Linked DNA regions of Homo sapiens: all the other regions are linked to region 2. Evidence: chromatin loops called from intact Hi-C (ENCODE). Cell type or tissue: PC-9. All regions are shown on one strand.

Region 1 (8,000 bases), 430 kb after region 2:
CTTTTTTTTTTTAGCCTTCCCTCATTTTGGGGGGGCTCCAATTATGTTAGACCACTTGATACTATCCCACAGATCACCGAGGTGGTGTTCATCTTATTATGTTATTTTTATTTTCATTTTTAAAATCTATTTTTATTTTGGCTGGGCGCAGTGGCTCACACCTGTAATCCTAGCACTTTAGGAGGCCGAGACGGGTGGATCACCTGAGGTCAGGAGTTCGAGATCAGCCTGGCCAACATGGAGAAATCCCGTCTCTACTAAAAATACAAAAATTAGCCGAGTGTGGTGGCACGTGCCTGTACTCCCAGCTACTTGGGAGGCTGAGGCAGGAGAACCACTTGAACCTGGGAGGTGGAGGTTGGAGTGAGCCAAGATAGCATCACTGCACTCCAGCCTGGGTGACAAGAGTGAAACTCTGTCTCCATAAATAAATAAATAAATGTAAAATAAAATAAAATAGAAATGGCCGGTTCAAAATTCATGAGAAAAACATGGAGAGGGAAGGTGGCTCCTGGAGGGAGTGGTGTGGGACCAGTAGCTAAAGGAATCCAGTTTCGGTGAGTTATCTGTACCATAAAGATGAAGTGTCATGAGCCCCTTGCTCCACAAAGCTTGTGGAAATAGAGAACCATGAATTAGATCCAGAGGCAAGCTTCATGAGGAATCATGGGTCCTTTTTTTTTTTTCTTTTCTTTTCTTTTTTGTGAGACAGTCTCTGTCGCGCAGGCTGGAGTGCAGTGGTGCGATTTTGGCTCACTGCAACCTTTGCGTCCCAGGCTCACCTGCTTCAGCTTCCTACAGGCAGGTGCAAGCCACCATGCATGGCTAATTTTGTTTATTTTTTGTAGAGACAAGGTCTCAAGAGTTCTCACTATGTTGCCCAGGCTGGTCTTGGACTCCTGGGCTAAAGCGGTCCTCCTGCCTTGGCCTCCCAAAAGTGCTGGGATTATAGGCATGAGCTGCCATGCCCAGTCTGAGATCATGGGTTCTTTAACTGTACCCTCTTCAGACCTTAGCCCAGTATGGGATATAAAGGAGCTTCTCAGGATAGATTGACTATTATTTGCAAAGGTAATGAGAAGTGAGTCTGTGCTTGGAACAGATACCAGAGAATGCAGCCTCTGTGATGAGATCATCTGGGCCCTGTGAAAGAAACTGTTTGGCAGAGACGGTTGCTTATCAAAGCTGGCTGGGTGTGTTTTGGCCCTGTGTTATCTGTTTAGAGTCAAGGCTGGCCTCAGTGAGGAGCAAAGAGCCAGCCAGTGGGTGGTCTAGCCTCCTGCACTCAAATATGTCTCCCCCAAAAGCTGAGAGTCCCTTTAGAATTCAGTTTCTTTCAGCTATTTCTGCCTGGTTCAAATGTGAACACCCTGTCCTGAATGGTGAATGAATTTTTTTCTTCCTCATTTGGGCTTCTAGTTGAAAACCACACCCTACCAGATGAAATGCAGAAGTGAAATTTGTGGAAAGTGGTCTGGGTGGAAACCCTCCTCTAAATCCCATCTGAGATCTCAAAGGACACTGGTTCTCAGAAGAGCCTAGAAGACAGAGATGGGGCAAGGAGGGGTCTCACAGCTGCCCAACACCAGCCAGCACATAATTTGGGCCAAGATTTGGTTAACTGTGGATTGGGACAAGGTGAAAGAAAACATGGCTCACAAAGGAAGTCCAATGGCACCCATGAGGCAAATGTACGCTGGGCTCAGTTACAGATATGGGGAGGAGCAAGTTTGGAAGTCGCAACTGTCACCATCAGGGAGAGCTGGGGCCACAGCTGGGAGACAGGACCTCTAGTCAGAGCTGCTGGTGCTTCAGGGATGGAAGACTCAGACGCTACAGGCTTGACCTGCCTTCAAGGTATGAATGATGGCAGGTATGCTGAGAAGTTTACTTGCCTCCTGCAATGTTTTCCCTACCTGCTCACAGATGCCTGACATTCCTTTTAACAGGGAACAGGCCTTGTATTACAGAGCAAAAGAGCAAGCTTAAAATGGCCATTGGAGGAGAGACTCATATCTGAGAAAGACAGCAAGAGGGGGAGAATGGTGTGTGTGTGTGTGTGTGTGTGTGTTTGTCTAGGATGGTATAATTTTGCTCAAGGCCATGGAAATAAGAAAATTTGGAGGCTGGGCACGGTGGCTCACAGCTGTAATCCCAGTACTTTGGGAGGCTGAGGCAGGCGGATCATTTGAGGTCAGGAGTTTGAGACCAGCCTGGCCAACATGGTGAAACCCCGTCTCTACTAAAAATACAAAAATTAGCCAGGCATGGTAGTGCATGCCTGTAATCCCAGTTACTTGGAAGGCTGAGGCAGGAGAATCACTTGAACCTGGGAGATGGAGGTTACAGTGAGCCGAGATTGAGCTATTACATTCCAGACTGGGTGACAGAGCTAGACTCCATCTCAAAAAAAAAAAAAAAAAAAAAAGAAAGAAAATTTGGGGTCCTGTTGGTGGGGTGGGAGGAGGGACAGCATCAGGAAGAATAGCTAATGGATGCTGGGTTTAATACCTAGGTGATGGGTTGACCTGTGCAGCAAACCACCATGGCACACGTTTACCTATGTAACAAACCTGCACATCCTGCACATGTACCCTCGAACTTAAAATAAATACTGATTAAAAAAGTAAAAAGAAAATTTGCTTTCTCCCCCACATATAGCAGTAGCAGCAGCATTTCAGAATGGCTTTAACTTCTCCCAGCTTTAAGAAGCTGAGGAAAGCAAGGCCTTTCTTCCAGGCAAGAATATGAAAAGGGGGGGGGGGGTTGTTGCTTTGAGGGAAGTTACGCTTATTTTTTTTTTGTCTTTTGTTTTTTTTTTTCCTTTTTCTGGAGAACGGGGTCTCGCTATATTGCCCAGGCAGGTCTCGAACTCCTGGGCTCAAGCTATCCTCCCGCCTCTTAGCCTCCCTGAGAGCTGGGATTACAGGCGTGAGCCACCGCGCCCGGCCTCTTATTCTCGATTGAAATTCTTTCATAGATCTCAAATTGTCGCTCTGAAATGCAGTACTTCCCTCTGCTGGCCATAGGGTTATATAGCTCATCAAAAACAAGGATGACTCCCAAGTCGTCTCCCTCATCTAAGACTAAGGAATTGACTCAGGACATGAGGTGGGAGATAAATCAAATATAGGATGATTTTCCAACCCTCACACCCCCTCAGAAAACATCCTTGAGTGTCTTTTGGCTCTGAATTTAAATAGGTTTATCTAGCTTCTCCAGCCTGTGCTTAGCCAATTAGGTCACATTGGCATGAATGTGCAAAGAACAATGGCTTGGAGCCCCACCCACCCAATTGCAGGACCTTGGCCCCCTCCCAAAACCTCCCTCAGAGATCCTGGAATACTTTCAGGGGGCGGAGGCTCATGATTTGGGGTTTGGGGCCTCACAGAGAGTCCACCATGTTCTTCTTGCTGGCTTCTGTCCCTACACCATCTCTTGGTTAAAAAGCCCCTCAAGGTCTCAAGCCGGGCGCAGTGGCTCATGCCTGTAATCTCAACACTTTGGGAGGCCGAGGTGGGCGGATCACCTGAGGTCAGGAGTTTCGAGACCTCCCTGAGCAACATAGTGAAACCCCATCTCTACCAAAAATGCAAAAATTAGCTGGGCATGGTGGCACATGCCTGTAATCGCAGCTACTTGAGAGGCTGAGGCAGGAGAATCGTTTAAACCTGGGAGGCGGAGATTGCAGTGAGCCGAGACAGCACCACTGCACTCCAGCCTGGGTGACACAGCAAGATTCCATCTCAACAACAGCAACAAAAGCCCTTGAAAGAAATTTCCCGCTGCTCTATTGTCCTGCCTGAGCCAGAGTCTGCTAATTCTCGAGTCTGCCTCGGTTGCAGTCCTGCTAGTGCCAGTTTCTGTGCAGATGTAGGAAAAAGGGCTCCACAAGAGAGGTGGAATTTATTCTGATGTATTTGTATGACCAAATAACAAGTTACATGCTCTCCATTGCATGGTGGTGTGTTTTGGTTAAAAAGCTACCATATCCTAGCAGGGTGGTGGTGATGTGTACCTGTAGTCCCAGCCACTCAGGAGGCTGAGGGAGGAGGATTGCTTGAGCCCAGGAGTTTGAGATCAGTCTGGAAAACATAGTGAGACCCCATCTTTAAAAAAAAAAAAAAAAGCTACCTTGCTTAGGGGGCTTTTTTCATTCTTGTGAAACTGAATTTCCACAAATTGATTCTGAAATCAGAGTGAATACTCTACTAGTATTTTCTATTTCTTTAAGATGTTTTATTTATTTATTTGAGACAGAGTCTCTCTGTCGCCAGGCTGGAGTGCAGTGGTGTGATCTCGGTTCACTGCAACCTCCGACTCCCTGGTTCAAGCGATTCTCCTGCCTCAGCCTCCCGAGTAGCTGGGACTACAGGCACGCGCCACCACGCCCAGCTGATTTTTGTATTTTTAGCAGAGATGGGGGTTTCACCGTGTTAGCCAGGATGTTCTTGATCTCCTGACCTTGTGACCCGCCCACCTCAGCCTCCCAAAGTGCTGGGATTACAGATGCGAGCCACCGTGCCCAGCCAAGATGTTTTATTCAAATTCTACTTTGATTTTATTTGAGGCCTTCAAAACCTTCCATAATGAAGGCTGGATATATCCCTTAGGATGAGAAATAGAGCCTAAAGGAGATGTTCTCAACATGACTCTCCAGTAAACAGTGGTAGTAAGTACTAGGGTCAAACCTCACCTTGGGGAGAAAAAGGGTGTTTATAGGTTTATGGGCCTTTCTCAAAGGCACACTGAAAAACACGAAACACAGGTCTCATTGTAGAGGCTGAGAAGTGGGAGCATATCCAGTTTTTAAAAGCAAATAAAATACAAGTTATTACTTGTGACACAAACAAGCCGGAACCCCAAGACCCAGAGGTGCTTCTTGGCATCTGGAAGAAGCTGATGCGGTGGCAGTGCTCTGAGTCAGGGGATGCTCAAGGATTACTCCGTAGGCCTTCAGTGATGTGTTTAGTGCTGCAGCGGGAAACTTCACCTCTCTTTTAACCCCAGTCTAAGGCCTCAGCTCAGCTCTGATAGGAGCTACTGGAAGCAAGTGACTTCGCAGAGGACCTAAACTGTAAGAAGTTCGCATTGAAAGCTGGAGCCAAGGTCGGTTTCGTGGGTGTGCATCAGGCATAGACAGGGCCTCGTGCTCAGAAGAGCTCTGTTCAAAAGGGTCCTGCACTGGGGGGCTAATGTTCTATGACACTGTCTTAGAATTCTTTTCTGTTTTTTTGAGGTGGGAGGTCTCGCTATGCTTCCCAGGCTGGACTCAAATTCCTGGGCTCAAGTGATTCCCCCGCCTCAGCCTCCTGAGTAGCTGGGACTACAGGTAAGTGCCACTGCACCCACCTTGTCTTGAAATTCTTAATAATTTTTTCGTTGCATTTACACTTTGCAAGTGAAGTCCAATGGGACAATGCAGCATGCACTGAGGGCTTGGAGTCTTGGCCCATGCGTGGTCTGCCTCTCCCTGCTTCCCTGGAACAATTCTCAGCTGCCTGTTCCCCGCTTCCTGGTTCCCCAGGCCCCACCTGACTTCCCCTTCCTTGCTGACCTCTGCCTGCTGTAAGGGCCTAGCTGTGGGCACAGGGAGAATTGGGGTTGAGCTGGTGTGCCCTATGGCATTTTGGGGAGAGGCAGGGTGGCAGCCATCCTTGCCCTGGGCTGGCAGCGCCATGGTGCCTTTGATGAGCAGCAGCAGGACTGGCCTCTCAGCCATCCCCTAGCCAGGTGCTGAGACTGCTTTGGAATGGAGATTTAATCCCCTGGAGGTCTCCCAGCAGCCATGGGTTGGGGCAGCAGGCCTGTGGGAAGGGAAGATTGACGGCCTCACCTCATCCTTGCCCCTGGGCAGATATGGCATGTCAGTCTGGTGGTCTAGCCAGAGGAAGACTCCTGGAGCTGGTGAACTGTGCATGGATATGCAGTCACGGGCAGCCCACCTCCTACTCCTCACCCTCCCTGTGCCTGTGAGGGTCTGCACTCACCCTGTAAGTATCCCTGTGCCCAAGGAAGCATAGCATCAAACAGTAAATAAGAAACACCAAGAGAGGGCAAGACAGAGACCACAGAAGAAAGGAAAAGTTTGTAGTTTAGTGCCTCTAATGGCACTTTTTTCCCTACCCATCTTTTCTTTTCTTCTTTTTTTTTTTCAGGGTCTTGCTTTATTGCCCAGGCTGGAGTACAGTGGCGCAATCACGGCTCACTGCAGCCTCAACCTCTTGGGCCCGAGCAATCTTCCCACCTTGGTCTCCTAAAGTGCTGGGATAACAGGCATGAGCCACCACATCTGGCTGAGGCCCCACATTTTCATTTTGTGCTGAGACTTGTAAATTAGGTAGCTGGTCCTGGCTGTAGCAGATGGTATAGATTCTTTTTCTGGCTCTGTTTTTGTGACATCTCAACTTACTGGGCTCTTATTAAAGGTGATTTAGGTGACTTATCAACTTTTCATGAGTACAGATGAAGAACTCTTCTAGGGCAGGGGTCCCCAACCCTTGGGCCACAGACCAGTACTGGCCTATTAGGAGCCAGGCCGCACAGCAGGAGGTGAGTGGCAGGCAAGCAAATCAAGCTTCATCTGTATTTACAGCCACTCCCCATCACTAGCATTATTGCCTGAGCTTGGCCTCCTGTCAGATCAGTGGCGACCTTGATTGTCATAGGAGCGTGAACCCTCTAGTGAACTGCGCATGGCAGAGATCTAGGTTGCACTCTCCTTGTGAGAATCTAATGCTTGATGATCTGTCACTGTCTCCCATCACTCCGAGATGGGATCGCCTAGTTGCAAGAAAACAAGTTCAAGGCTCTCACTGATTTTGCCTTATGGTGAGTTGTATAATTATTTCATTATATATTACAAAGTAATAATAATAGAAATAAAGTGCACAATAAATGTAATGTACTTGAATCATCCCTAAACTATCCCCTGCCGCCCTAGTCTGTGGAAAAATGGTCTTTCATGAAACTGGTCCCTGTTGCCTAAAAGGTTGGGACTGCTGCTCTAGAAGGTATGGGATTGGGAGGTGGGGGTCACACAGATAGCCACTGACAACCTGAGAATAGTGACATGGGCCTGTAAAAACAGATCAATAGGTATCTGTGGAAGGTATTGATGAATACATGAATGAATGAATGAAACAACAAACTAAGAAAAATGGCATGGCATGCATGAATGTGTGATGGGCTCAAAATATGATCCTCATAGGGATATTTGCCTTAGAAAAAGGAGGCAAAGGCTAAGCTGGAAAAATCTGTGGCAATTGAGAGCCCTTGGGGGCTCTGGGTATGGGTGGGAGGAATCTAAAGTCTCTCTGTAGAGACTGGTCTTGGGCCATCCAATCTTCTCTGCCCGCTACAGCTAAGCCTTTTTCTGCCCACTACAGCTTCCCACATGCTGCTTCAATGTTGATATCTTGAAGAGGTTCCAGCCTGGCATGGTGGCTCACACCTGTAATCCCAGCACTCTGGGAGTTCAAGGTGGGAGGATTGCTTGAGCCCAGGAGTTCAAGAACAGCCTAGGCAACCTAGTGAGACCACATCTCTACAAAAAATTTAAAAATTAGCTCAACGTGGTGGTGTGTGTCCATAGTCCCAGCTACTCAGGAGACTGAGATAGGAGGATCACTGGAGCCCACAGGCTACAGTGAGCAATGATTGTGCCACTGCACTCTAGCCTGGGTGACAGAGCAAGACATTGTCGCCCAGAAAAAACAAAAAGAGAAAATAGAAGAGGTTCTTACTGTACAATAGGACTTTTTTTTTTCTTTTTTGGAGTCAGAGTCTTGCTTTGTCACCCAGGCTGGAGTGCAATCGCACGATCTCAGCTCACTGCAGCCTCCGCCTCCTGGGTTCAAGCGATTCTTCTGCCTCAGCATCCTGAGTAGTTGGGGTTACAGGCATGGGCCAGCACGCCCGGCTAATTTTTATATTTTTAGTAGATGGGGTTTCACCATATTGGCCAGGCTGGTCTTGAACTCCTGATCTCAAGTGATCTA
Region 2 (8,000 bases):
TTCTGCCTCCTGGGTTCAAGCAGTTCTTCTGCCTCAGCCTCCCAAGTAGCTGGGATTGTATTTTTCTATTTTTAGTAGAGATGGGGTTTCACCATGTTGGTTTCACCAGGATGGTCTCGAACTCCTGACCTTAAGTGATCCACCCACTTCGGCCTCCCCAAGTGCTGGGATTACAGGCATGAGCCACCACGCCTGGCTCTTTTTTTAATCTTTAATTTTTTTTAGAGATGTGGTCACACTCTGTTGCCTAGGCTGGTGCAATCATAGCTCACTATAGCCTCAAACTCCTGGCTCAAGCATTCCTCCTGTCTCAGCCTCCCAAGTAGTGGCACTACAGGCACAAGCCACCATGCCTGGCTAGGTTTTAAATTCTTTGTAGAAGCAGGGTCTCACTATGTTGCCCAGGCTGATCTCGAACTCCTGGGCTCAAGCGATCCTCCAACCTTGGCCTTCCAAAGTGCTAGGATTACAAGTATGAGCCACCACACCCAGCCTTCATCCATCTTCTGTACAACAGCCAGAGCACACATCAGATGGTGTCACTTGCCTCTCCCATTAGAACTTCCCAGTGGATTCCCACCCATCACATAAGGAATACAATCCAAACGCCTTACTGCTGGTCCCTGTTACTTCTCCAGTCTTATTTTATGCCTTCACTTTCCTCATTCATGGTACTCTGGCCAGGCTCAGAGCCTCTTTCCCATCTCAGAGCCTCTGCACTGGCTTTGCCCTCTGTCCAGTGCTCTCTGTCCCCGACTTTACATTGCTGGCTCCTTCTCATCCTTCACGTCTTCGGCAATCTAAAGTAAGTCTCCCTTGTTGCTCCCTTTTTTTTTTTTTTTTTTTTTTTTTGAGGCACAGTCTCACTCTGTCGACCAGGCTGGAGTGCAGTGGCACAATCTTGGCTCACTGCAACCTCCGCCTCCTGGGTTAAAGTGATTCTCCTGCCTAAGCCTCCCTAGTAGCTGGGATTACAGGCACCCACCACTATGCCCAGCTAATTTTTCTATTTGTAGTAGAGACGGGGTTTCACCATGTTGGCCAGGCTGGTCTGCAAATCCTGACCTCATGTGATCCACCGCCTTGGCCTCCCAAAGTGCTGGGAATACAGGCGTGAGCTACCCGGCCCAGCCTCACTTGTTACTCTCATCTGTGCACCAATCACTTGGTCCACAAGTTCATGGAATCAACTTCCTAATTTTGCTTAGTTATTTATGTATTGCTCTTCTCCACTGCACTTCAGGTGTTAAAGGCTTGTTTACCACTGTACACTCAACACTCAAGAACAATGCCTGTGTATATTTAGCCCTTATGGCAAGCTCATCGCCTTAATGGCCCCCAATTCAATAGCCTTCTTTCTTCCTGTAATTTTGTAAGTCCCTCCCACTTTGTCTCTGGCTCACCATGTGACTTGCTTTGGCCAATAAGATGTTAGCAGAGGTTTGAAAAGCACATGGGAGCTTCCTCTTGCCTTCCCACACAATTGGGCTTGTTTTTTCTTGGCCTCCTGCCACTGTCATGAGAGCACACCAGCTAGTCTGCTGGAAGGATGAGGAATGGGAGAGGAATGTGGAGGAGATCTGAGTCAGCCTAGCAGAGCACATCCAGAGTAGCTGACCCTCAGATGTGTGAAGGAGCCCAACCAAGATCAGCAGAGCCATCTGCCTGACCTGCAGCTGAGACACATAAATAAGAAACCTGACAGCTGGGTGTGGTAGCTCACACCTGTGATCCCAGCACTTTGGGAAGCTGAAGAAGGAGGATCACTTGAGGCCAGGAGTTCCAGACCAGCCTGGCCAACATGGCAAAACCCCGTCTCTACTAAAAAATACAAAAATTACCAGAATCGCCTGAACCTTGGAGGCGGAGGTTGCAGTGAGCTGAGATTGCACCACTGCACTCCAGCCTGGGTGACAGAATGAGACTCTGTATCAAAAAAACAAAAACAAAAAATTAGTCAGGTGTGGTGGCAGGCACCTGTAGTCCCAGCTACTAGGGAGCCTGAGGAACAAGAATCACCTGAGCTTGGGAGGCGGAGGTTGCAGTGAGCCGAGACCACGCCACTGCACTCCGGCCTGGGTGACAGAGGGAGACTCCATCTCAAAAAAACAAACAAACCAACCTGAGACCAGAGGAACCGTAAAGCCAACCTACAGAATTATGCACAACAATAAATATTATTATTTTAGGCCACTATGTCTTAGTCCATTTTATGCTACTGTGACAGAATACCACAGACTAAGTAATTTATAAAGAGCTAAAATGTATCCCTCACAGTTCTGGAGGCTGGTAAGTTCAAAGTCAAGGCAGCAGCAGGTTTATTGTGTGGTGAAGGTCCAATCTCTGCTTCTGAGATGGTGCCTGGAACACTGCATCCTCCACAAGGGAGGAACACTGTCCTCACATGAAGGAATGTGGAAGAGCAAAAAGAGATGAATTCCCTCTGTCAAGCCCTTTTATAATCCAATCATAGCTGGGTGCAGTGGCTCACACCTGTAATCCCAGCACTTTGGGAGGTCGAGGCAGGTGGATCATGAGGTCAGGAGATCAAGACCATCCTGGCTAACAGGGTGAAACCCCGTCTCTACTAAAAATACAAAAAATTAGCTGGGCATGGTGGCGGGCGCCTGTAGTCCCAGCTACTCGGGAGGCTGAGGCAGGAGAATGGCATGAACCCAGGAGGCAGAGCTTGCAGTGAGCCGAGATCACGCCACTGCTCTCCAGCCTGGGCGACAGAGTGAGACTCCGTCTCAAAAAAAAAAAAAAAATCCAATCATCATTGATCCATCCAGGAGGGCCAAGCCCTCATGGCCTAAACGCCTCCCAAAAGGTCCCACTTCCCAACACCATTGCAGGGTGAGTGGATATGGGAGGGCAGAAGGGAGGTGAGCATCCTAGGGACCACGTGTGGGGCCTTCAGAGTTCTACAGGGCCCTGGGCCATACACAGAGACTGCAGGGTGAGTTCTAACCAAGCTGGCATGGGCAGTGAGGCGTCTAGCACCAAGTACACAGACAAAGAGTGTGAAAAGCCGGCTGATACAGGAGGGCCCTTGGGAAGACTGCCTGCGCATCCCACAGGATTCTGGGCTCTGCAGTTCTCAGAGGAAAGGGCCAGCAGGTGGGTTTCCTTAGGCCCTGGGGTGGGAGGTGGGACATGCCTCTTTGGCACTCTGTGCTGTGTAACTGTTTTTGTTTTTGATTTGAGACAGGGTCTCACTTTGTCACCCAGTGGAATGCAGTGGTGCGATCTTGGCTCACTGCAACCTCTGCCTCCCAGTTTCAAGCAATTCTTCCTCAGCCTCCTGAGCAGCTGGAATTACAGGGACCCGTCACCATGCCGAACTAATTTTTGTATTTTTTGTAGAGATGGGTTTTTGCCATGTTGCCCAAAGCTGGTCTTGAACTCCTGAGCTTACGCAATCTGCCCACCTCGGCCTCCCAAAGTGCCAGGATTACGGGCATGAGCCACCGTGCCCGGCCCTGTGTGACGATTTATGTCCACCCCTGTCTCCTCAACAGCCCCAAGAAAACAGGGCCCATGTGGATCATGTTTGCCACTGGGCTCAGAACATGATGCCCCAAAGTATGGCACCTTGGAATGCAGGGTATTTTGAGCTTCAGGAGATTGAGAGGGCTGCAGAAGCAATAAGTTTTCTCTGAACTCCTGACTTCCTTTCTCCCATTCGCCTTTCTCTCCTAAAGTGGGTCAGAGAAACTAGAACTCCTCTTCCTGGAAACAAACCCTAAAAACTAGCAAGGTCACTCTCTGACCTCCTCCCTTCTCCCTTGAAGATCCTCCTGTGACAGGTGTCCTACCCCATACCTAGAGAGAAGGAATATCATACAGAGACACAAAAGAATTTGAACAAACAGGCCTAGCTGAGCTCCTCCTAATCTATTACTCTTAGGTCACACCCCCTTTTGTCCAATCACATTTCTATGTGACTGTTTTTGTGTGTGTGTGTGTTTTTTGAGACAGAGTCTCACTCTGTCGCCCAGGGTGGAGTGCAGTGGCGCGATCTCGGCTCACTGCAACCTCCACCTCCTGGATTCAAATGATTCTTCTGCCTCAGCTTCCCGGGTAGCTGGGACTACAGGCGCATGCCAACACACCAGGCTAATTTTCGTATTTTTAGTAGAGACAGGGTTTTGCTATGTTGTGCAGGCTGGTCTCAAACTCCTGACCTTGTGATCTGCCCACCTAGGCTTCCCAAAGTGCTGGGATTACAGGTGTGAGCCACCTCGCCTGGCCGTTTTTTCTTTCTTAATTGTATTAATTCACTTATTCACCTGTTTAGAAACAGGGTCCTGCTGCTTTGCCCAGGCTGGAGTACAGTAGCTGTTCACAGGCCTGATCACAGCGCTGGGCAGTCTGGAAGTCCTGGGGTCAAGCGATTCCCACCTCTTTCCCACTCCTTCCTGTGTGGCTGGGACTACAGGCACGTGCCACTGCGGCGGCTTGCCCTCAGTTTTGATTTGACTTCCCACACCCTGGAAGTGAGCAGAGGGGCCAGGAGGGTGGTGGGCAGCGAGAGGTTTGAGGAAGAGCAGATATCAGCCGTTTGCTCCTTCGGGCCTTGAAAATTCAGGGGTATGAGGATCTTGCAGATCAGCCGCCCCGGCAAGACAGTGGCTGACCCTTGGCAGGGAGCGGATCAGAGCCTCCAGTTAAGACAACTGGTTTGAAAAGTCTATCCCAGGTGGCTCTGAACTTGTCCTGTCCTCCCGGCTTCCTTCTCTACAGTCCCGGGGCGGACTTGTGCTCTTAGTAGAGGTCAGAACCAAGAACAGGTGTCCGCCTCAGAGGCCGGGTCCCCACTGCTTGGGCTGCGCTGGTTGCGGGTGCAGGGCGCCGTGTGGCCACCAGAGGGCACTCTTGACCAGGCGCCGGAACAAGCTCGCGCGACTGGGCTTTGCAGCCCCTCTTTCATCTTCCCACTGTCCCTGGGCTCCAGGGTCTGGCCCCTGGTCTTCCAGTTCAGTGGCCGGCACCCCCACACCCCTCGCCCTAATCCCAAAGGCAAGCACCACGCAAGGTCAGAGAAGGAGTATTGAAAAGAGACATGTACTTAAATTTGAATTTCAGATAAACAAATAGTATTTTTTTCCCTAGGCCACCATCTTTTGTGGAAAGGTATACTTTTTTTTAGCTTATGTCCAGCGCAATAGTTTTGCTAAATTTGGCGACCCTATTTTGGAATCAGACCTTTGCATTGGGATTCCAGCCTCACTTTTGACAAAAATTCTCTACTTGACCAAACTCTACTCAGGCACTTCTGAGCTCTTTTCCAGCTAGGCTTGACTTTTGGGTTTCTGTGTTATCTCTGCAACCTCAAACCCCTGGGCTCAAGGGATCCTCCCACCCCAGCCTCCCGAATAGCTAGGACTAATGCTCACATTACTACATCTAGCTAATTAAAAAAATATATTTTTTTTGGTAGAGATGGGAGTCTCACTATGTTGCCCAAGCTGGTTTTAAACTCCTGGCCTCAAATGATCCTTCTGCTTTGGCCATGGTGCCCGGCTTGCATCATCCAATTTTTACAAGAATCCTAAGTCAGTTGAGCAAGAATTCCCTACCTTTGATATCTGATCACTTTTTTTTTTTTTCAGACAGAGTTTCGCTTCTGTTGCCCAGGCTGGAGTGCAGTGGCATGATCTTGGCTCACTGCAACCTCCACCTCTGGGGCTCAAGCAATTCTGCCTCAGCCTCTGAAGTAGCTGGGTTTACAGGCGTGCGCCACCATTCCAGGCTAATTTTTGTATTTTTTTTTTTTTTTTTTTTAGTAGAGATGGAATTTCACCATGTTGGCCATGCTGGTCTGGAATTCCCAACCTTAGGTGATCCTCCTGCCTCAGCCTCCCAAAGTGCTGGGATTACAGGCACAAACCACCGCGCCCGGCCAATATCTGATCACTTTTATTTTTTTTGATATGGCATCTCCCTCTTTGCACACAGGCTGGAGTGCAATGGCGAGATCTCGGCTCACCGCAACCTCCGCCTGCCAGGTTCAAGTGATTCTCCTGCCTCAGCCTTCCGAGTAGCTGGGATTACAGGCACACGCCACCAGGCCCAGTTAATATTTTTGTATTTTTAGGAGAGACGGGGTTTCACCATGTTGGCCACGCTGGTCTCGAACTCCTGACCTCAGGTGATCCACCCGCCTCGGCCTCCCAAAGTACTGGAATTACAGGCATGAGCCACGGCGCCCGACCCTGATCACTTTTATTTTAGGAGGTGAGTTCTTTTAAATTATCACTCCCAGAGAGACTCTAAAATGAGACAAGCAATCATGCCCTAACTACCCTCTTTGAGCTATGCCTTCATCTCTTGAAACGGCTTGCTATTGCCATAAGTAGCTATAAATTAACCTAATAATGCCGTCCTAGACATTGTTACCACGCCCTATAGCTTAACAATGTATAGCCAATCATTAATCAATGCTATTTCTGTCAACCAATGAGAAGAATTCCTGACAAACAACTTTGTGGGTTTTTTTGTTTTGTTTTGTTTTGTTTTTTTGAGACGGTGTCTTGCTCTGTCACCAGGCTAGAGTGCAGTGGTGTGATCTTGGCTCACTGCAACCTCCGCCTCCTGGGTTCAGGTGATTCTCCTGCCTCAGGCCCCCCGAGTAGCTGGGGCTACAGGTGCGCACCAGCACGCCCAGCTAATTTTTGTATTTTTAGTAGAGACGGGGTTTCACCGTGTTGGCCAGGATGGTCTCGATCTCTTGACCTGATGTTCTGCCCTCCTCGGCCTCCCAAAGTGCTGGGATTACAGGCATGAGCCACTGGGCCTGGCCCACAAACAACTTTGTATCAGCCTGCTCCCTAGCCTCCGTTTTTGCCTTTAAAAACTTGCTTGTGACAAAGATCAAACAAAGCCCATATCCAAGGGTTACTTGGGTCTGAGTCTTCCAGGCAGCTGTCCTCAGTTTGGCTCAAGTAAACTCTTTATATTTTGTGCCTCAGCCTCTTCCTTTTAGGTTGACAATATCTAATGAGGTTCCTCATCCTCCGCCGCACTCTGGGTAATGTCTGATCACCCTGCTTGCCTTCAACAAGAATCCTGTCAGATCAGTTTAGCCAGGATATCCCCTTCCCCCAATGTTTCCTCTTAATAATTTCCATGCATCACCCACCTCTGCCCCCCACTGCTCCTTGGCTATACATTCCTACTTGCAGTGCTGTGTTTGGAGTTGAGCTCAGTCTCCCAATCTCTCCCCAACTTCAGCAGCCCATTGCAGTGGTTTCTATAGCTATCTTCCTAGTCCCTCCTTTAATAAAGTTTGCCTAACTATCTTCAACGAGTGTCATGAAGCATTTTTTTCTTTAATACATTCACTGAGTGGCAGGAGTGGTCCTCCTTTTTTCTGAGCTTCAGCACAGAAATGGGTTAGGATAACTTCTGAAACTGCCTTTGCAGTTCAGAAGTTCGGGCGACTCTCCTGCCTCATCCTCCCAAGTAGCTGGGGCACACACAGGCACACACCACTGTGTCTGGCTAATTTTTGTATTTTAACAGAGGCAGGGTTTTGCCATGTTGGCCAGGCTGGTCTCAAACTCCTGACCTCGAGTGATCCGCCAGCCTCGGCCTCCCAAAATGCTGGGATTACAGACGTGAGCCACCGGTGCCCAGCCTGGTTGTGGACTTTAGAGATGTAATCTCTTCTAGGACAAAGCTGACCATGAATAGGAGACTAGGAGACAGAAGTCCAAACCCCACAGGACTGGGAGACGCAAGGCAGCAGGCTGAGCCGAGGGTGTGAGTGCGAGCCTAAACCATCTTCCCCAACCAGGCTTGTAGTCTGTATCAACATTACTTTACTCTTCCACTGTTTTTATCAATGTGATTTTACTATTATAGGAAACTCTTGGCAAGAACGATAAAAGTTGCAAATGACTTTATTCATTCCAGGAACTTCCTGAAAGACATTAAAATCTAAATGCACCCCCCTCTCCCGGGACATTTGGAGACATCTGAGGTTGTCAGACTGG
Region 3 (8,000 bases), 280 kb after region 2:
CTCAGTTCTCCCATGGAAGATGCAAGTGGAAGCTGTGTACTTTTGTTTCTTTAAAGGTGGGATAAGCATCTTTGCACTCTCATCGTTCTTGCTGCCTAAAATGTGGATGCATTGGTTGAAGCCCTGGCAGTCATCTTGGGCCATGAGGTGACCTTGAGAGAAGCCATGTACAGTGGAGAAACCAACTCAAAGGTTCCAGGGTCTCTGCTGCATAATCGTGGAGCCACCTTACTAGCCCTAGACAGCCTACCTCCAGACTTCTTTTACATGAAAGAAAAATAATTTCTAATCTATTCATGTCTGATGGTCTTAAGAAAGTCATTTAGCTCCTCTAGGCCCGTTTCATTTATAAAATGGGATAATATTATCTACCTTAGAGATTGTTGAATGTTTGCCACAGACCATGCTGGACTGAACAAAGGAGGATGAACATGGGAATAAAGACAAAGACAAAAGAGTGTGTTTGGAAGAAGGGGTCGGGGGCTCCTTGCTTCTAGGGAACAAGGGCCCTGAGCTTCTAGAGCCCTTCATATTTATTGAGTAAAGGAGATAGGGAGAAGGGGGTGGTTATCAAGAATGCTGAGCTGGTCACTCAGGCTATTGGCTCCCAACAAATGTTGGCTATTATTACATCTTATTTATGCTACTATTTTTTAAACAGCTTTACTGGGATATAATTGATATGCCGTAATAGTTTGCCCACTTAAATGTGCAATTCAGTGGTTTCTAATATATTTATAGTTTTGCAATTATCACAACTTAATTTTAGAACGTTTTCATCATCCCTCAAAGAAACCTTAACAGTCACTCTCCATTTCCCTTCTATTCCTCCCCAGACCTAGGTATATATATTTCTAAACAACAAATTATCTTTAATCACAATTTAAAGGGTGCTTGAAGTACTTTGTGATCATAGGTACTCCTTAAGACAGATTTTTCTGTCAGTTTAGATTCTCCCCAAGAGAATGACCTTACATTACAATGCAACTTATTTGGGGTAAGAGTATGACATTGCATTGGATTTATCTTAAGGTGTCAATGTGCAAAGTGAATGTCACTGTTTAAATATACTTTTAGACAGTTTTTTTCCTGCATTCACTTTCAATATTCATTTTTATGAACACAAATCTTTAAAAAAAATCAAATAGGATCATCATGAGGCTTATGATGAAAAATGGCAGCTCCCTTCTCAATGCTGCCCTGTTCACTGTCCCAGAGGTAGCCACTTTCACAATCCTCTATCACTTACCTCTAAATTTTTAAATAACATGCTTATACCACTATTTATTTTCCAATTTTAGACATCATCTTACAGAAAGAGCAGATTTATACCTTTCCATCATCCCAATATAATTTTTATTTTTTAGAAACAGGGTCTTGCTCTGTCACCCAGGCTGGAGTGCAGTGATCACAGCTCACTGTAGCCTTAACTCTTGGGCTCAAGCAAACCTCCCCACCTCAGCCTCCCAAGTAGCTGGGACTACCACCATGCCCAGTTATTTTTTTTTTAATTATTTTTTTAGAGACGGGGGTGGGGGGGGGTCTCACTATGTTGCCTAGGCTGGTCTTGAACTCCTGGCCTCATCAATTCTCACCTCAGCCTCCTGAGTAGCTGGAATTACAGGCATGAGCCATCATACCAGCTACAGTTATTTTATTATTGTTCTTAAATCACTTGTTGGTGTTTAAATGAATAAAATTTACAATTGGCTGGGTGTAGTAGCTCACGCCTGTAATCCCAGCACTTTGGGAGGCCGAGGCGGGCAGATCACGAGGTCAGGAGATCGAGACCATCCCGGCTAAAACGGTGAAACCCCGTCTCTACTAAAAATACAAAAAATTAGCCGGGCGTAGTGGCGGGCGCCTGTAGTGCCAGCTACTTGGGAGGCTGAGGCAGGAGAATGGCGTGAACCCGGGAGGCGGAGCTTGCAGTGAGCCGAGATCCCGCCACTGCACTCCAGCCTGGGCGACAGAGCGAGACTCCGTCTCAAAAAAAAAAAAAAAAAAAAAAAACAAAAAACACAAAAAAACTAGCTAGGCGTGGTGGCGGGTGCCTGCAATGCCAGCTACTTGGGAGGCTGAGGCAGCAGAATTGCTTGAACCCAGGAGGCGGAGGTTGCAGTGAGCCGAGATCGCACCATTGCACTCCAGCCCGGGCGACAGTGCAAGACTCCATCTAAAAACGAAATAAAATAAAATTTTACAATTGAGGTGGGCAGTATACTATCATGACATTTACTCTTTTTTAAAAAAAAAAAAGTTTGATATGACTAGGCCTAATAGTCCCCCTACCCTTTCTTCCCAATTGCTTTGTGGATGCTTTGTAGGTATTAATTCAACCCCAAACTCCTCTCAGTACCCTCAAACACAGTAGGTCCATTCATTGCAGGTTTTTCCTTGCATACCTCCTTCCTGCTGGCCCTGTCCTCCAGCTGGCTCGTCTCTAGACTTGCTTCAAGCTACTATTATTCAATCTTGAAAGTTATTTGAGGCCAGGCACAGTGACTCACGCCTGTAATCCCAGCACTTTGGGAGGCCCAGGGGGGTGGATCACCTGAGGTCAGGAGTTCCAGACCAGCCTGGCCAACATGGTAAAGCTCTGTCTCTACTAAAACTACAAAAATTAGCTGGGCGTGCTGGTGGGCGCCTATAATCCCAGTTAGTCGGGAGGCTGAGGCCGGAGAATCACTTGAACCCAGGAGGTGGAGGTTGCAGTGAGCTGAGATCATGCCACTGCACTCCAGCCTAGGCAACAGAGTGAGACTGTCTCAAAAAAAAAAAAAAAAAAAAAAAAAAAAAAAGTTATTTGAGTCATACCCAATTCTGAAAGATACAGCCTACTTTATTTGTTCACTCTCACTAAGATAGGCTCTCCCCAAAACCTAGACTTATGTTCGTTAAGCTGGAAAAGGCTTGGAAGTGTTGCTTTCATCCAACCACCTTGCCTTTTGTTTCTCAGGCAACCACAGGTTGCTCAATGCCTCTTCCCCGGCTTTGTTGGCTTGGAATTCACAGGGTCGTTTTTCTCCAATTCTGGTTCTAGTTTAGCAGTCACCAAACGAGCTTCAGGGAAAAACATCACTGATGAATATTTCTAAGACTTAGCATACTTGGGCTGCTAAGATCACCCCTAACAATAAAAAATAAAGTAGCAAAGTGCTCTACTGCTGATTAGAGAATTATAAGCTAGATTATTAACATAGCACTTAAAGAGGGAGGGAAGAAGTGGAGACCAACATGGGGTGGCTATTTGGAAGTGGCCAGACTGACTGCAACAGAGGCGTGAGCGCCTTTTGAGTATGTATGGAAAAATCCTTTCATATCATCATGAAAATGTCAGAGAGTACTCCAAAGGGCATAAACTTGTGACCTTTAACCAAATTCAGATTTAAAGACATATTTGTTTGGTCCGTGATGTTTTTAAATTTTTGAATGATTTTACATTGAGGTGTTCACTTTAACCCACTATTCTCTGCATCCTGCACCTGGCCTTGAAGGTATGGCATTTGAGAACTCTAATAATCCAACCCCCTTAAGTTACAGAAGGAAGGCAGGAGGAAAAACAGTGATGTTTAAAGTCACACAGCTAGGTGGTGAAGCAAGGATTAGAACCCAAGTCAAGCAGTCTTCCTAATACACCACATTGCTGCTTACTTGAACTCAGTTGCACATTCAGGCCTGTAAACCTTAGTCATGCGAAGTTTACTCCGTAAGCACGTACTTAACAGTAGAGTAACGAAGAGAATCTCCAGGGTTATTCCCTAAAGCTTGGATAAAACATTTCCGGCCCCTGATGGAACATATACATCCTCCAAGTGACCGGATTTCAGGACACCAGCCCTCAGCAACCTGCTTCAAACACTGCTGACAATTTATTTTAACTCATTTGCCACACTTCTGGCTCATCATCTCTCTTTTCATTTAAACACAATCTTTCATCCAAACAGGGTACAATGCAATCACTTGGTTGGATGCCAGCATTTGGTGACTAGTCAACTTTCAAATATGCAGCTTCCTAGCTGCTCACTTTCCTTTGTGTGAACAAGCCTCGGGAGAGCAGCCTTGGTAGCAGCAAACCAGGTGTGCAGCAGGGGCCCACGTGGATGCCTCTGGCTGTGTCTGTGGCAAGCCTTCCACGGGAGTGCCACAGCCCACAACAGAATTAGAAATATTTTACATCTTTACCACACACTGTTTTTCTTAATCCTGGTGCATTGCCCATACCACTTGCTTTGACACTTAATAATTTATTGAGAAAGATTAAATTTATCACATGTACATCTCAGATTCGCTGGAGATAGGGTACTGGGGTTCAAATCCCAGCTCTGCCACTTACTGGCTATGTGACCTGGGCAAGTTACTAAACCTCTGTACCTACGTTTCCTCATCTGGAAAATGTAGATAATAAGATAAAAGATAATAAAAGCACCTGCCTTTCAGGATTAAGAGGAGCCTTTGGGGAGCCAAGCACAGTACTTTGCACTTTTCAGATACTGACAAAGTATTTAATGTTGCCAATTTTGTTGTTGTTGTTGTTGCCCAGGCTGGAGTGGCGCGATCTCAGCTCACTGCAAGCTCCACCTCCCAGGTTCATGCCATTCTCCTGCCTCAGCCACCCAAGTAGCTGGGACTACAGGCACCCGCCACCATGCATGGCTTTTTGTATTTTTAGTAGAGACGGGTTTTCACCGTGTTAGCCAGGATGGTCTCGATCTCCTGACCTCGTGATCCACCTGCCTCGGCCTCCCAAAGTGCTGGGATTATAGGTGAGCTACCGCGCCCAGCCAAATGTTGCCAAATTGTTAATCCACATTGTGATGTTAAAGATTCAACGTGGAGTCATTTTCGTGATTGCTTTGGCTGAGCCTGATGTTTAGCAATGAAACACACTGGAATTGACAATAAATATTAAATTTTAAACATGAAAAAAATGGACAAAATGTATCTTGCTGGATGGACAAGGCATATAAAAATTGCAGGTCAGTGGTTGAATTTAAAACAGTTGCATTAATGTCTCAGATTCAATTATACTTAATTTGGCATTAACCTATCTCTATTCATAAAATTATTATTCATAACATTTATTGGACTAATTCTGTCAACAAAATTCCAGGAAATAAACAATCGTGATAGTGATAGGTTAATTGCTAAGGTTGTGTTTACTGGTTAATTCTGAACACAAAAGAATTCACTGCTGTTGTTTTTTTTGTTAGACGTAAGAAACTGCCCACTGACAGAACTTTTTCTTGTTTCTAAATTTAACCATTTAAGTTGCTAATTCTTCTTTCCCTCTTTGAGGTGAACCCAGGGCAGCAAGCAACAGTGTGATCTTCTACTCACCAAATCCAGAAGTAAGACCAGGGCAGTCCAGTCAAGGCTGCCCAACACCTGCCATTTCCATATGGTTCACCCCACTGCTGAATTTCCCACATGGCTGGACCAGAGACATGTATGGGCACTTTGGTTTGGACAAACCACACACCAAAGCAAATGCATACTGACATACATTTAATTTGAGCATGTTCTGAATGTTGTCTGACACCATGAAATACTGTTCTTCCAGGGAGGTCAAGGAAACGGCTGTAGCAAATGCAAGGAAAGGGCTTCCCATTGCCCTCCTTAGAGAGAACAGGAGGCACTGATAACTCCCAGCAACAAGACACTGTCTACAAGGGATTATTTCCTCTGTGATATCCTAGCACTGCACCACAGAGGTTAACTTCTGAAGCAGTATAAGAGGAAGTAGTAGCTCTATCAATCAAGATAAGTGGTGTGGGTGTGAAGACAGGCCAACATCGGGCAGAAAACTATCACACTGGGCTTCCACTTCCAGTTTCAGTGTAAAAATACATGTAACATTCTGAACATTTTCATCATTTTCTCCAGCCGCACCCTATCTCCTTAACCCAAACACACTGAGTCCAGAAAGACAATCAGAGATTTCCTTTGTATATGAAAATTCTCCTTACTCATTTGTTCTTCCCCATAAGCTAATTAACATTGTTTATTTCAGACCAGGGACTGGTTTTTCCTGACTATTCTGTACACCATTTTAATCAGCAGAATGTAACTAACAAGCTTAAAGAGCCACTCAATACTGAATCAGCAGCTCATACCATATGCTTGGGTAAAAACATACTTCCCAAAAAAGCTAAATGCAGAAAGACCAAGGATAGAAGATGTATTTAATACTCAAGAAGTCTAACAGGATGTGGAATATTGAGATTTTAAGGGGGAAAAGTTATTCTTTAAATACATCTACCCTAGTCACCGGGCTAGCTTAGTCAATAGAGTATGAGACAAGACTTAAATATATCTTAAAACATCTTTCTTATACCAGTTTTGCTACAACTTTTAACTCCAAAACAGTATTTTAAGGAAAAAAAAATCAAATTACAAAAACAACTTCATCTTAGCTTCTTAGTGCTAATTTTTTTTAAAGATGCAAAAAATCATGTATTTTCTCAGAAACATGGTTATGTGGTCAACAGATTTCTTAACAACAGAGTTCTAAATTTTGGATAAAATTTATATATCCAGCTTTATTCTGGTATTACCCAAATTCATGTTTGAGTGGGAAAGAAAAACCAAACCACATTATAAATTTAAATTTTAAGAAAAAACCTTTGACAGGTCAGAAATTAGTTTATATTTTGCTTTACATACACCATTCTAAAAGGAAGGAAACACTAACTGAAGGCCTGGTTTTACATTAGCATATTCATGTAATAAGCACAGATTAAGTTTGAAACTTCTTAAGCAGATCTATTACGTATTTTCTCATTTTCAAAAACATCTTAGAAAACTGTCTCTTTTAGAGGAATGAAAACAGCCTGACAGACTACATGTTTTCTTGGAATGAAGTCTCCCCCAATTTCTTGTAGCCCTAACAACTAAAACCATGAGCTGATTTCCACGTTAAACATGCTTCTGTGCAGCAATCTAAAAACACTCTTTCACAACCACGGGATGAACTATTTCATTGGAATTTAAAATTTGCTTTTTGAATTATATGAAAGCTTTTCATGTATAAGTGATTAAAAGGATTTGTAAACCAATAAATATTTCTACATTTAAAATCTTCCTCTGTCAGTTTGCCTTTTTCCTAAGCCTTTGGCAGCCAGAAAAGAAAAACTGATGTAACCCACTCTAAATTAACGATGACGAAAAAGAACTTGGTAAACTGAAAGGACTCATCGGTCATACATTTGTTCTCATACCAAACTTTAACTGCATTAAAAAAAAAAATTGCAGCTAACTATAAAGCAAGCACGTGCAAAACCACCACTCAGGTTAAAAACCAGAACTGTGGCCCTCCAGAAGCCCTAATGTGCCCCCTCCCCATCAGCACTCCATTTCCCTAAAGACAATCACTCTGATTAACACAATCACTTTTTCTTTACAGTTGCCATCCCAAAGACTGCATCCCTAAACAATACCACCTATTCTTAAACTTCACATAAATGAAAAAAAAACTGTATCCTTTTGTATCATTTCTTTTACTAAACGTTTTAAGATTCCATCTATGTCATTTTGTGTAGCTGTAGTTCATTTTCACTGATGAGTTGTTTCCAGTGTGGAGGTATTAGGAACATTCTTGTATACATCTCGCAGCACAATGGGCAAAAGCATCTCCAGAGTATGCACTTAAGAGCAGAATTGCTGGGTCGTATGCGTCTTTTCAATTTCACCAGATAATCTTAACACCCCTACCAGTGTTATTCCACATCCTCAACAACAGCTGGAACTGCCACACTTGAAATGCTTGTCACTATGGTGGTGGGAGGTGGCCTGGCATGGTTTTCATTTTCATTTTTCTGACTGGTGATTAAAGACCTTTTCATGTTTATGGACCACTTAGATTTCCTCTTGGGTGAAGTGTCTGGATTTTTTTAAATAGCTTTATTAAAATATAATTCCTATACAATTCATCCATTTAATGTGTACAATTCAATGGTTTTTAGTATATTCACAGACATGTATAAACATCACCTATTTTA

Evidence for each region. Hi-C counts contacts between places; a loop is a spot of excess contacts. Peaks named below come from ENCODE experiments on the same cell type or tissue, not always from the same donor. Only the 100,000 strongest peaks of a DNase experiment are listed, where the experiment ranks them.
Region 1: a loop joins it to region 2, with 20 times the contacts of the local background. A loop is called at or near these places in 53 of 110 quality-filtered maps.
Region 3: a loop joins it to region 2, with 6 times the contacts of the local background. A loop is called at or near these places in 2 of 110 quality-filtered maps.

What each region holds. Positions count from the first base shown.
Region 1 is chr2:47,330,266-47,338,265 of GRCh38, reverse strand. EPCAM-DT (EPCAM divergent transcript) reads left to right here. Exons shown (of 5, transcript NR_110208.1): 2 at 5,240-5,332; 3 at 5,858-5,993. It overlaps BCYRN1 (brain cytoplasmic RNA 1), which reads right to left and starts at 2,951. Exons shown (of 1, transcript NR_001568.1): 1 at 2,752-2,951. RefSeq lists enhancers at 1,022-1,316, 1,504-1,593 and a silencer at 3,471-3,520. In PC-9, a CTCF peak has its summit at 3,018 (motif pointing left); a DNase peak (open chromatin) is centred at 3,005.
Region 2 is chr2:47,764,949-47,772,948 of GRCh38, reverse strand. No RefSeq gene overlaps it. Among named protein-coding and RNA genes, the nearest start is that of MSH6, 14 kb to the left of the region's middle. In PC-9, CTCF peaks have their summits at 4,661 and 4,864 (motif pointing right); a DNase peak (open chromatin) is centred at 1,538; H3K4me3 peaks cover 307 bases.
Region 3 is chr2:47,485,096-47,493,095 of GRCh38, reverse strand. It overlaps a transcript of MSH2 not described here. Among named protein-coding and RNA genes, the nearest start is that of MSH2-OT1, 38 kb to the left of the region's middle. In PC-9, no CTCF peak of the experiment used is centred here; a DNase peak (open chromatin) is centred at 3,985; H3K27ac peaks cover 594 bases.